Regions from separate parts of the Homo sapiens genome. Here region 1 is linked to region 2. A link is an interaction called in ENCODE POLR2A ChIA-PET data of the cell type or tissue named here. Cell type or tissue: PC-9. All regions are shown on one strand. Links, peaks and the distances in the headings refer to the core of each region. The heading gives the core; the rest is flanking DNA. Region 1 overlaps LOC124903679 (a long non-coding RNA gene). Region 2 holds the start of ITGAL-AS1 (ITGAL antisense RNA 1).

What was found. ChIA-PET counts read pairs that join two places held together with the same protein. Peaks named below come from ENCODE experiments on the same cell type or tissue, not always from the same donor. Only the 100,000 strongest peaks of a DNase experiment are listed, where the experiment ranks them.
Region 1: POLR2A ChIA-PET joins it to region 2 with 22 read pairs; 3 of 35 experiments call an interaction of 5 or more read pairs at or near these places.

Annotation. Positions count from the first base shown.
Region 1 is chr16:30,821,042-30,827,744 of GRCh38, forward strand. LOC124903679 (a long non-coding RNA gene) reads left to right here. Exons shown (of 2, transcript XR_007065052.1): 2 at 1-843. It also overlaps the pseudogene ADISSPP2. Among named protein-coding and RNA genes, the nearest start is that of ZNF629, 37 kb to the left of the region's middle. In PC-9, for the core only: no CTCF peak of the experiment used is centred there; a DNase peak (open chromatin) is centred at 3,370; H3K27ac peaks cover 1,737 bases.
Region 2 is chr16:30,496,219-30,502,921 of GRCh38, forward strand. ITGAL (integrin subunit alpha L) reads left to right here. Exons shown (of 31, transcript NM_002209.3): 14 at 1-76; 15 at 218-348; 16 at 2,856-3,016; 17 at 3,120-3,271. ITGAL-AS1 (ITGAL antisense RNA 1) reads right to left here and starts at 3,336. Exons shown (of 2, transcript NR_186415.1): 1 at 3,146-3,336; 2 at 2,212-2,933. In PC-9, for the core only: no CTCF peak of the experiment used is centred there; no DNase peak of the experiment used is centred there.

The DNA of each region.
Region 1 (6,703 bases), core at 1,898-4,397, 330 kb after region 2:
GGCTCGGGGCGGGCAGGGCCTCCGGCCTCAGTCAAAGCCGTGCCAGTGGCTGTGCTGCGAGTCTTATTCCAGCGCGGCGCCCGAGCCCTTGACACCGTCCAGCAGGTGGGCATGCCGTGGTGTCGGCCCCTGGCGCCAGCCTGCACTGCCACGCTCACACAGGCGCCGGCGCCACCTTCGCAGGCTGGCAGCATCGCGGCTTTGAGGACACCCTCTTTGTGCGCTGAGTACTCGCACTTGACACTGTAACCTTCAGGGACAGGAACAACGCTGAGGAGCTTGACATGCAGAGGCTGGGAACAGGTGCCTCACGGACGTGCTTGCTCACTGGGCGGGGGAAGAGTGAAGGTAATCTCATACCTGCGCAGGATCTTCAGGAAGCCAACCTTGACCAGAAAGCTGCTGTCGCTGTCCTGGGTGGCCATGACCACCGAGTCATGAAGCCTCTCATCAAAGCAGACGTGGCTCTGGGAGTATTACAGGTCGAGAAAATGTGGGTCGTGACCAACTCAGTATACCACTGGAGGCTATATGAGTAAACAGAAAACTGTTCTCATGAAAGCAGGATGTTGGAAAACTGAGGGCTGCATCTGCCCACAGAGGGAGTGCTGAGAGCAGTCACGCCCCAAGCGCAGTGTTCCTTGTGATTACCTATAGGAACATCTGAAGCCTGTTGTACAAAGAAAGCAATTATGTGTACCTGTGATAAATCAAGCAACTGACCAACCGTTACCTCTCCCTCCCTGCTCTTTCTACCTAATAAATACGAAGGGCTGTGGAAGCTCAGGGCTGCCCTTGTTCACTAGAAGCAAGGAGCCCCCTGACCCCTTCTTTCAAAACAGATCTTTTTGTCTTGGTCTTCATTTCTGCATTCATCCCCCTTCGTTCACACCTGTAGCAACCGACAGCAACATGGGAGCCCTCTGTATCGTGGCCTGCCGCAAAGCAGATACTCCTCCGGACTCTGGGCTTGTTGCCGTTGTTGGCTGCAGCCATGGATGCCCTCCCTGCCACACAGCGCCTGCTGGACACCGCCACTCACGCTTAGCAGCCTCCCGTGTTGCAGGGGCTGCAGTGTGCACCCGGGGCCGGGCAGGGCAGGCATGACCCAGGCTCGGCTGCGGGAGCTCAATGCCAAGCACGAGGAAGAATCGGCCTATATTTTTAATTTTTATTTTTTTTGAGATGGAGTCTTGCACTGTTGCCCAGGCTGGAGTGCAGTGGCACGAGCTTGGCTCACTACAAGCTCCGCCTCCCGGGTTCACACCATTCTCCTGCCTCAGCCTCCCTAGTAGCTGGGACTACAGGCACCCGCCACCAAGCCCGGCTAATTTTTTTGTATTTTTAGTAGAGATGGGTTTTCACCGTGTTAGCCAGGATGGTCTCGATCTCCTGACCTCGTGATCCGCCCACCTCAGCCTCCCAAAGTGCTGGGATTACAGGTGTGAGCCACCGTGCCCGGCCATTTTTTGTATTTTTAGTAGAGACGGGGTTTCACTGTGTTAGCCAGGATGGTCTAAATCTCCTGACCTCGTGATCTGCCCACCTCGGCCTCCTAAAGTGTTGGGATTATGGGCGTGAGCCACTGCGCCCAGCCCTAATTTTTTTTTTTTTTTTTTTTAGATGGAGTCTCGCTCTTGTCGCTCAGGCTGGAGCGCTGTGGTGTGATCTCAGCTCACTGCAACCTCTCCCTCCCGGGCTCCAGTGATCCTCCCACTCAGCTTCCCAAGTAGCTGGGACTATAGGCACATGCCACCCTGTCTGGCTAATTTTTGTATTTTTTGTTAGAGAAGGGGTTTCGTCATGTTGCCCAGGCTGGTCTCAAACTTCTGAGCTCGAGAGATCTGCCCACTTCGGCCTCCCAAGTGCTGGGATCACAGGTGTGAGCCACTGGGCCCAGCCTCGAATGGGTTTAATTTTTTTTTTTTTTTGAGATGGAGTCTTGCTCTGTTGCCCAGGCAGGAGTGCAATGGCGAGATCTCAGCTCACTGCAACCTCTGCCTCCTGGGTTCAAGCGATTCTCCTGCCTCAGCCTCCTGAGTAGCTGGGATTACAGACATGCACCACCACACCCGGCTAATTTTTGTATTTTTAGTAGAGATGGGGTTTCATCATGTTGGCCAGGATAGTCTCGAGCTCTTGACCTTGTGATCCGCCCACCTCCGCCTCCCAAAGTGCTGGGATTACAGGCATGAGCCACCACGCCCAGCCTTTTTTTTTTTCTTATGTTAAATAAACAACAAAGAACTGTGAAATAAAATATATAACAATACAAGGAAAAACATGAGAAACAGTTTTATTGGAAATATTCTAACACATTTTCTGAACAAATAATCAAAAAATAAATAAGGACATAGAAAATATGAACATATAAATTTCTTACCCTGAAAACAAACAGTACACCTTCTTTTCAAGTTTCATGGACAGTGGACAAAATTAAATAATTATTAAGCTACAAAGAATATTTTGGTAAATTTTGAAAAGTAGAAATTCTAGAAACCATTCTCAGATCAAAATGCAATACAACTAACAATAATGTAAAACATACCACTTAGAAATTTTGAAACGTAAGTAGCACCTCAAATTATCCTTAGGACAAGATGTAAATCAAGAGTTAAAAAAATTAAAAAACAGACGATTTAGAAAATAATTTAAAAAGTAGGATTAACAGCCAAAGCTATATGCAGAGGTAAAAACAGCATTAAATGCTTTTAGTGTCAAAAATAGAAGAAAAATGAAACGAATTAAGCATGCTTGCAAGTTGGGATTTTGGAAAGTAGTATAAAAACAGTTCCTCCAAAAATGGGAGAAATGGAATATTTGAAATAGAAAACAGAAAAAGCAAACACTCAGAGGCCTGAGAGGTGGTGGGATGAGTTTTCTGCCTGTGGACAGAGACACGCTTGGAGGCATCCCCGCGGGCTTGGTCCCCTGGCGTGTGTCATCAGGCCTGTCCCCTCTCACTCCTCGAGCCCCGCCTGGTGTCCTCTCCTGTTCCCAGGGCTGAAGCTCCTGTGTCTGTGTCATCACCGCATCTTGAACATCCTGTGCCTTGATTGTGGCACTCTACAGGTTTCTCTACAACTAATTCTTTTCACTTATGACTCACTTACTAGTAGACTTGACAGGACAGGAACCATGTCCTGATACTCATTGGATCCACAGGGCCCGGTAGGCATTGAGTTCTTAATAGACATTATGAGTGGAAGAAAATGAGCAGATGGACTCAAGCACTGATTCCTGAGTTGCATCTGGCCCCATTGCCCAGCCACAGGCTGGAAGCCCATGTCCTGAGGCCTGGAATGAATTAGTCCAACAATAAGAGGACTAACTATGCAGGATCCACCTAATAGATTGTTATGCAACCTATAATGGCTGTGTTGACAATGTCAATAAAATATGAGGAAGTGGGGCTTTGATTGTTTTTCTTTTTCCTTTTTTTTTTTTTTTTTTTTTTGAGATGAAGTCTCGCTCTGTCGTCCAGGCTGGAGTGCACTGGCGCTACCTCAGCTCACTGCAAACTCCGCCTCCCGAGTTCAAGTGATTCTCCTGCCTCAGCCTCCGGAGTAGCTGGGATTACAGACACCTGCCACCACACCCGGCTAATTTTTGTAGTTTTAGTAAAAACAGGGTTTCACCATATTGGCCAGGCTGGTCTCGAGTTTCTGACCTCATGATCCACCCACCTCGGCCTCCCAAAGTGCTGGGATTACAGGCATGAGCCACTGCACCCGGCCTTTTTTTTCTTTTTTTTTTTTTTACTTTTTTTTGAGATGGAGTCTTGCTCTGTCTGCCAGGCTGGAGTGCAGTGGCATGATCTCGGCTCACTGCAACCTCCGCCTCCCGAGTTTAAGCGATTCTCCTGCTTGGGCCTCCCAAGTAGCTGGGATTACAGGCGCCCGCCACCATGCCTGGCTAATTTTGTATTTTTAGACCATGTTGGCCAGACTAGTCTGATTTTTTTTCTTATATTTCCTCTTTTTACTGAATAATCAAAGATTTCTTGTGTGAAATGGAAAATAGTCTTCTCCTCAAGTCCCAGTTCAAACGCCATCTTCTCTGAGGACCGACCCTGATTTCTCCAACCAGAAACACTCTGGCCTTTCCTGGGCTCCCAGAGCACCTGCCCCTCCCTCTGGTCTCTTACAATTTCTGCCTTTGGTTATCTGTGTCCTGCCAAGGGGCTGTCAGCACCCCATAGGCAGGACTGCATACTTCCTGGATGCCTGCACCCCAGGATGTTCATTCCGACTTGAACCCACCCTCTATGGGCTGTGCGGGGTGGGAGGGGACAATATACAGGTTTGAATGAGCACTGGCCGGAATGACAGAGACCACAGTGAACTCAAAGCATGCCAGGGCAGAGGATTATGGTGCCCAAACAGACTCCAGCAAGCCTTGGGGACCAACCTGTGCACACTCACACCTGCTGTGTTATACCTGGCTGGGAAAAGGTCCCGGGAGCAGGTTGTATAGCTCTAGCTACAATGAGGCAGGGAGACATGGGTTTGCTGTCACATCACCAGGGGCTGGTAAAGGAGCAGGTTGTATAGCTCTGGCCACAATGAGGCAGGGAGACATGGGTTTGCTATCACATCACCGGGGGCTGGTGAGTGCAGTTGAGACAGGTGTTTTAATCATCGTTTTTGCACCCAGATGAACAAGGAGAGGGCATTCAGGCATGGCGACCCGCCTGAGCCACCTCCAGGGGCAAGAGATGAGCAGATTTACTTCAGAAAGGACAACAGCATCAGCCACTGCCACAGCCCCCCCCAGATCATCTGTACTGGCTGTCAGAACAGTCCTGCTGAAACGCCAATCACACCTGTCATTCACTGCTCTGCCCAAGACTCTTCAGTGGGCTCCCCAGCGCTAAGCATTTGGCCTGACACTCCAGGCGCCATGTGCCCTGGTCCCCACCTACCTCTCCACTGCAAATTCTGGCCATACACCCCTGCACCCCCAAACAGTGCACTCCCATCTCAGTCCACATTCTCCCCTTACAACATGATTCATCCAAGACCATGGATTCGTGGCCTTAAGTTTACTTCTGGTCTGGACTTCTGTGTCAGCTCCAGAGTATAGTTGTCTCACTGACCCCTTCACTTGGGTGCCAGAGAACACTGGATATTCCAGACCCCTCAAACTCAACGAATCTAACACCTCCCCCCACCACCACCCAACCCCTTACTCTGCTTGTCTTCCCTGTATTAAGTCAACATCACCATTCCCCCGGATGCTCCGGTGGCTCTCAACTCTGCCCTTTCTGACTGTGCGTTCAATCCACCACTAAATCCTGCTGATTCTACCTCCAATGTTTTTATTTTATTTTAGAGACAGGGTCTTACTCTGTTACTGAGGCTGGAGTGCAGTGGCACAATCATGGCTCACTGGAGCCTCAAACTCCTGGGCTCAAGTGATCCTCCCACCTCAGCCTTCCGAATAGCTAGGACTATAGGTGCACAGCACCATGCCTGGCTAATTCTTACTTTTTTTTTTTTTTTTTGAGACGGAGTCTCGCTCTGTCACCCAGGCTGGAGTGTAGTGGCTCGATCTCGGCTCACTGCAAGCTCCACCTCCCGGGTTCACGCCATCTCCTGCCTCAGCCTCTCCGAGTAGCTGGGACTACAGGCGCCCGCCACCATGCCCGGCTAATTTTTTGTATTTTTAGTAGAGACGGGGTTTCACCGTGGTCTCGAACTCCTGACCTCGTGATCCGCCTGCCTTGGCCTCCCAAAGTGCTGGGATTACAAGTGTGAGCCACCGCGCCCAGCCAATTCTTACTTTTTTTTTTTAAGAGACAGGGTGTTGCTATGTTGCCCAGGCAGGTCTCAAACTCCTGGCCTCAAGCGATCCTCCTGCCTTGGCCTCCCAAAGTGTTGGGATTACAGACGTGAGCCACAGCACTTGGCTTCCAATGTTTCTCTTACCTCCATCCATTCCCTCCCCATGTATGTCACAACCCTAATCTAAGCCACATCTCCCACCTGGACTACACGAGGGTCTCCCTGCTTCCTCATGTGTGCCCCTATAAGTGCATTCTCATACAGTAGTCACGGTGATCTTATCCGTAAACTGAATCATGCCACTACACTGAAGCTGGGATGAAATCCAGGCTTGTAGTTTTAAGGAGCTTCCAGCGGCCAAATCTGGGACAATCTGAGCACCAAAATAATTAAGATTAATAACTAATTATAAAATTTATTGGAAAATAATAGAAATCCAAGAGTCCCTATGAATAGTGAATCTAAAATAAGTGGACAGAAGAATGCCAAGTGTTGACTAATAAATGTGGAGGGAGTCCTGGGGTTGAGTTACTATTCTGTAACCATCGTGATTCTTAGGCAAGAATCATCAATAGGTGTTAAATCTCATCTATTTAACTTTTGATGTGGAATAGGATATAGTCATGGTTATAAAATACCTCCTCATAGATTACTTGTTACAAGGGAAAAATAGTAACTCTAGATTGGAGAAATCAAATAACCTTGACTTGGTGATCAAAATTAAAATCACCAAGGAGGGGCTGGGTGTGGTGGCTCACGCCTGTAATCCCAGCACTTTGGGAGGCCGAGGCAGGCGGATCACCTGAGGGCAGGAGTTCAAGACTAGCCTGGCCAACATGGCGAAACCCAGTCTCTACTAAAAAATACAAAAATTAGCTGGGCATGGTGGTGGGTACCTGTAATCCCAGCTACTAGGG
Region 2 (6,703 bases), core at 1,685-4,184:
GGCCCCTCTGGAGGAGCAGGGGGCTGTGTACATCTTCAATGGGAGGCACGGGGGGCTTAGTCCCCAGCCAAGTCAGGTGACGTATGCTGCCTGCCAATCACACTCCATTCTCAGGTGCCCTAAGCCCCCAAGCCCAGACCCCACTCCCCAGCCCGATCCTTCCCTCCCTCCAACCTACCTCTCCTCAGCTTAGTGGCAATTTCTTTCTTGCTCTCAGCGGATAGAAGGGACCCAAGTGCTCTCAGGAATTCAGTGGTTTGGACGCTCCATCCATGGGGTGAAGGACCTTGAAGGGGATGGCTTGGCAGATGTGGCTGTGGGGGCTGAGAGCCAGATGATCGTGCTGAGGTGAGATGGGTCTCCCAGGTCACACCTGATGACCCCAGCTCTTATCCTGTTTTGTTTATATTTTATTTTATTTATTTATTTTGGTTTTTTTTAGAGACAGGGTCTCTCTTTGTTGCTCAGGCTGGAGTGCAGTGGCATGATCATAACTCACTGCAGCCTCGAACTGCTGGGCTTAAGTGATCCTCCCACCTCAGCCTCTCGGGTAGCTGAGACTACAGGTGCTCGCCACCACACCTGGCTAATTTTTTTTTTTTTTTTGGTAGCAATGGGGACTTACTTTGTTGCCCCAGCTGGTCTCAAACTCCTGGTCTCAAACTATGCTTTCTCCTCAGCCTCCCAGAGTGCTGGAGTTACAGGCAGGAGCCACTATGCATGGCCTAATTTTTATTTTTTTTAATATATGGTCTTCCAGGCCAGGCACAGTGGCTCACACCTGTAATCCCAGAGACAGCTTACATATTGGAAAACATATAATTAAAAATTAGCAGGGTGTGGCAGCTGGGCACGGTGGCTCACACCTCTAATCCCAGCACTTCGGAAGTCCGAGGCGGGCGGATCACGAGGTCAGGAGATGGAGACCATCCTGGCTAACACGGTGAAACCCTGTCTCTACTAAAAATACAAAAATTAGCCAGGCGTGGTGGCGGGTGCCTGTAGTCGCAGCTACTCGGGAGGCTGAGGCAGGAGAATGGCGTGAACCCAGGAGGCGGAGCTTGCAGTGAGCCGAGATCGCGCCCCTGCACTCCAGCCTGGGTGACAGAGTGAGACTCCGCCTCAAAAAAAAAAAAAGATTAACAGGGTGTGGTGGCTCATGTGGGTAATCCCAGCACTTTGAGAGGCTGTGGCAGGAAGATTACTTGAGCTCAAGAGTTTGAGACCAGCCTGGGCAACACAGTGGGACACCATCTGTACTTTTTTTTTTTCTTTTGAGAGAGAGTCTTGCACTGTTGCCCAGGCCAGAGTGCAGTGGTGCGATCTTGGCTCACTGTAACCTCCACCTCCTGGGTTCAAGCGATTCTCCTGCATCAGCCTCCCAAGTAGCTGGGATCACAGGCATGCACCACCATGCCCTGCTAATTTTTTTGTATTTTTAGTAGAGACGGGGTTTCGCCATGTTGGCCAGGCTGGTTTTGAACTCCTGACCTCAAGGGATCCGCCCGTCTCGGCCTCCCAAAGTGCTAGGATTACAGAGTGAGCCACCGTGCCCAGCCCTTTTCTTTTTTTTTTTTAATTGGCCAGGTATGGTGGTGCATGACTGTAGGCCCAGCTACTTGGGAGGCTAAGGCAGGAGGATGACTTGAGCCTGGGAGGTCGAGGTTGCAGTGAGCTGTGATCATGCCACTGTACTCCAGCCTGAGCTACAGAGTGAGATCCTACCACAAAAAAATAATAAATAGGCCGGATGCAATGACTCATGCCTGTAATCCAGCACTTTGGGAGGCCGAGGTGGGTGGATCATTTGAGGTCAGGTGGACGTGGTTGTGGGGGCCCCTCTGGAGGAGCAGGGGGCTGTATACATCTTCAATGGGAGGCACGGGGGGCTTAGTCAGGAGTTCAAGACCAGCCTGGCCAACCTGTTGAAACCCCATCTCTACTAAAAATACAAAAATTAGCTGGGCATGGTGGCATGCGCCTGTAATCCCAGCTACTCGGGAGGCTGAGGCAGGAGAATTGCTTGAGCCCAAGAGGAGGATCTCAAAAAAAAAAAAAAAAATAGGAGCCAGGCACTGGGGCTCACTCCCGTAATCCCAGCTACACAGGAGTCTGAGACAAGAGGATCGCTGGAGGCCAGGAGTGTGAGGATGCAGTGAGCTATGACTGCACCACTGCACTCCAGCCTGAGCAACAAAGCGAGGCTCTAACAACAACAAAAGCTGCAACTTTATTATGAAGCATAATAAAATTCATGCAAGCATCACTGAAGGCTTAAACATAAGCATGAAAGTAACTCAGTATGATTTCTCTTCCTAAGAGCTTTCTCTTCTTCATGGAAAATGGGTCAGAGGCTGCTAGAATGAACTGGGAGCCCTAATTAGTTATCACCATTATTGGCCAGGCATGGTGGCTCATGCCTATAATCCCAGCACTTTGGGAGCCCAAGCCGGGAGGATTGCTTGAGCTCAGGAGTTCAAGACCACCCTGGACAACATAGGAAGGTCCCTTCTCTACAAAAATTTATTTAAAGTTAGCCAGGTGTGGTGGCACATGCCTGTGGTCCCAGATCCTTGGGAGGCTGAGGTGGGAGGATTACTAGAGCCTGGGAGGCCGAGGCTGTAGTGAGCTGTTATCATGCCACTGCACTCCAGCCTGGGCAACAGGGTGAGACCCTCTCTCAAAATAAATAAATAAAAAGTATCATTATTATTTTCCTTAAGAGGAGACAGTGACATGTTGAGGTCTGCTTTAGGGAAGGAGAGTTCTCTGGCTTTGCTGGCGGGAGCCCCACATCTGAGGGGGGACGTGCAGTTGGGTTGGAGGGAGAGAGTTGGTTGCCTTCTGCCCTGCAGCTCCCGGCCCGTGGTGGATATGGTCACCCTGATGTCCTTCTCTCCAGCTGAGATCCCAGTGCATGAAGTGGAGTGCTCCTATTCAACCAGTAACAAGATGAAAGAAGGAGTTAATATCACAATCTGTTTCCAGATCAAGTCTCTCATCCCCCAGTTCCAAGGTCAGAGCTCTCCTCCTGCTCCCAGGGCAGCTGCCGCCCCAAATCCAGGCTTATGGCCTGGGATCCCCCACCATTTAACTCTTGCCTTTTCCGCCCTGCCCAGGCCGCCTGGTTGCCAATCTCACTTACACTCTGCAGCTGGATGGCCACCGGACCAGAAGACGGGGGTTGTTCCCAGGAGGGAGACATGAACTCAGAAGGAATATAGCTGTCACCACCAGCATGTCATGCACTGACTTCTCATTTCATTTCCCGGTAAGGGAGCCAGCGCCAATGCTCTGGGATGAGCTACCTGCAGGGGCAGGCTCAGCTCCGTCACTGTCCAGTGGGTGACACGTCACTTCCATCCCTCTGTGCTGTCACTTCCTCTCCTGTGCAATGGTAGTAATAACACCCTTAGCATATTTTCTTCTAGTGTTTTTTTTAAATTATATATATATGTGTATATATATGTATATATATGTGTATATATATATATGTATATATATATATATATATATTTTTTTTTTTTTGACACAGAGTCTCGCTCTGTCACCCAGGCTGTAGTGCAGTGGCACGGTCTCACTTACTACAGCACGATCTCGGCTCATGGCCACCTCCACCTCCTGGGTTCAAGCAATTCTCCTGCCTCAGTCTCCCGAGTACCTGGGATTACAGGCACCTGCCACTATGCCTAGCTAATTTTTGTATTTTTGGGAGAGATAGGGTTTCACCATGTTAGTCAGGCTGGTCTCGAACTCCTGACCTCTGGTGATCTGCCTGCATTGGCCTCCCAAAGTGCTGGGATTACAGGCATGAGCCATCGCTCCTGGCCTATTTTATATTATTTATTTATTTATTTATTTATTTATTTATTTATTTATTTATTTGAGACAGAGTCTCGCTCTATCACCCAGGCTGGAGTGCAGTGGCATGATCTCGGCTCACTACAGCCTCTGCCTCCCGGGTTCAAGCGATTCTCCTGCCTCAGCCTCCCGAGTAGCTGGGATTACAGGTGCATGCCACCATGCCCAACTAATTTTTATATTTTTAGTAGAGTTGGGGTTTCACCATGTTGGCCAGGCTGGTCTCGAACTCCTGACCTCAGGTGATCCTCCTACCTCGGCCTCCCAAAGTGCTGGGATTGCAGGCATGAGCCACTGCCCCCGGCCATATTTTATATTTTTAGAGATGGGGGTCTTACTTTGTTGCCCAGGCTGGACTCTAACTTCTGGCCTCAAGAGGTTCTCTTGCCTCAGCTTCCTGAGTAGCAGGGACTACAAGTGCACACCACTGTGCCTGGCTGCTTCTAGGTTTTTAATTTTTTTAATTTTTTATTAAAAAAATTTTTTTAGAGACAGGGCCTTGCTCTATCGTCCAGGCTGGAGTGGAGTGATGCAATCATGGCTCACTGTAGCCTCCAACTTCTGGGCTCAAATGATCCTCCCACCTCAGCCTCCCGAGTAGCTAGGACTACAGGCATGCACCACCACATCTGGATAATTTTTAAAAATGTTTTTGTAGGCCAAGCGCGGTGGCTCAGCACTTTGGGAGGCCAAGGTGGGTGGATCACCTGAGGTCAGGAGTTCGAGACCAGCCTGGCCAACATGGTGAAACCCCATCTCTACTAAAAATACAAAATTAGCTGCGTGTGTTGGCACATGCCTGTGATCCCAGCTACTTGGGAGGCTGAGGCAGGAGAATTGCTTGAACCCAGGAGGCAGAGGTTGCAGTGAGCCAAGATCGTGCCATTGCACTCCAGCCTGGGCAACAAGAGTGAAACTCCATCTCAAAAAAAAAAAAAATAGTTTTTGTAGAGACAAGGTCTTGCTGTGTTGCCCAGGCTGGTCTAAAACCCTTGGCATCAAGTAATCCTCTTACCTTGGCCTCCAAAAGTGCTGGGATTACGGGCATGAGCCACCGTGCCCAGCAGCTTCTACTTTTTAATATATTTATGGGCATTTTTAACATGATTACAATGGCAATGTAGTTACTATTTTTCCCTACTCTTTTCATACATTATATATTAATGCTGCTACACAGCTTTCATAATTTTTAATTATGAAATATTAAAATGTTTGGCTGGGCACGGTGGTTCATACCTGTAATCCCAGCACTTTGGGATGCCGAGGTGGGCAGATCACCTGAGATTGGCAGTCCAAGACCAGCCTGGCCAACATGGAGAAACCCCATCTCTACTAAAAATGTACAAAATTAGCTGGGCGTGGTGGCCCATGCCTGTAATTCCAGCTACTTGGGAGGCTGCGGCAGGAAAATCACTTGAACCCAGGAGATGGAGGTTGCAGTGAGCCGAGATCGTGCCATTGCACTCCAGCCTGAGCAACAAGAGTGAAACTCCATCTCAAAAAAAAAAAAAAAAATTAAAATATTTAATTTTTACAGAATATTCAATCATCATGGTATGTTGTTATTTGCCAGGTACATATCATGCATCCCAGAAAAACTTAGGGATTTTTTAAAGTTTTTAAATTAAGTCTCATGTATGGTACATGGAAAAAAAAAGTTTTTAAAAAAGTTAAAACAGGCCAGGCACGGTGGCTCATGCCAGCACTTTGAGAGGCTGAAGTAGGTGGATTGCTTGAGCTTAGGAGTTCAACACCAGCCTGGGCAACATAGCGAGACCCCTTCTCTACAAAAAACACCAAAAAATTAGCCAGCCTTGGTGGAGCGCACCTGTAGTCCCAGCTACCTGGGAGGCTGAAGCAGGAGGATTGCTTGAACCCAGGAGGTGGAGGTTGCAATGAGCTGTGATTGTGCCACTGCACTCCAGCCTGGGCAACAGAATGAGACTCTGTCTCCAAAACAATAAAGTTTGAACAACTGTTGAAATACCCAGATTCAGTTGCTTATAAGCAATCCTGTATAAAAATGGGATTAATATGGCCGGGCGCGGTGGCTCACGCCTCTAATCCCAGCACTTTGGGAGGCCAAGGTGGGCGGATCACGAGGTGAGGAGATTGAGACCATCCTGGCTAACACGGTGAAACCCCGTCTCTACTAAAAATACAAAAAATTAGCTGGGCGTGGTGGTGGGGGCCTGTAGTCCCAGCTACTTGGGAGGCTGAGGCAGGAGAATGGCATGAACCCGGGAGGCGGAGCTTGCAGTGAGCCGAGATCGCGCCCCTGCACTCCAGCCTGGGCGACAGAGCAAGACTCCATCTCAAAAAAAAAAAAAAAAAAAAAAAAGGATTGATATCAAATTGTTATGTTCTCTTAAATATTTCATAAAAGGCCAGGCATGGTGGCTCATGCCAGTAATCCCAGCACTTTGGGAGACTGAGGTGGGCGGATCACTTGAGGTCAGGAGTTCAGGACCAGCCTGGTCAACATGGTGAAAACCCATCTCTACTAAAAATGCAAAAAATTAGCCAGGTGTGGTGGCAGGCGCCTGTAATCCCAGCTACTCAGGAGGCTGAGGCAGGAGAATCATTTGAACCCAGGAGGCGGAGGTTGCAGTGAGCTGAGATTGTGCCATTGCATTCCAGCCTGGGCAATGATAGTGAAACTCCATCTCAAAAAAAAAAAAAAATTCATATAAGACAGTATAGGATTGGGACATAAGAATTTGAAGTTTGTTTTAAACTTTTTTTTTTTTTTGAGATGGAGTCTCACTGTGTTGCCCAGGCTAGAATGCATTGTTATGATCTGGGCCCACTGCAGCCTCTGCCCTCCTGGGTTCAAGTAATT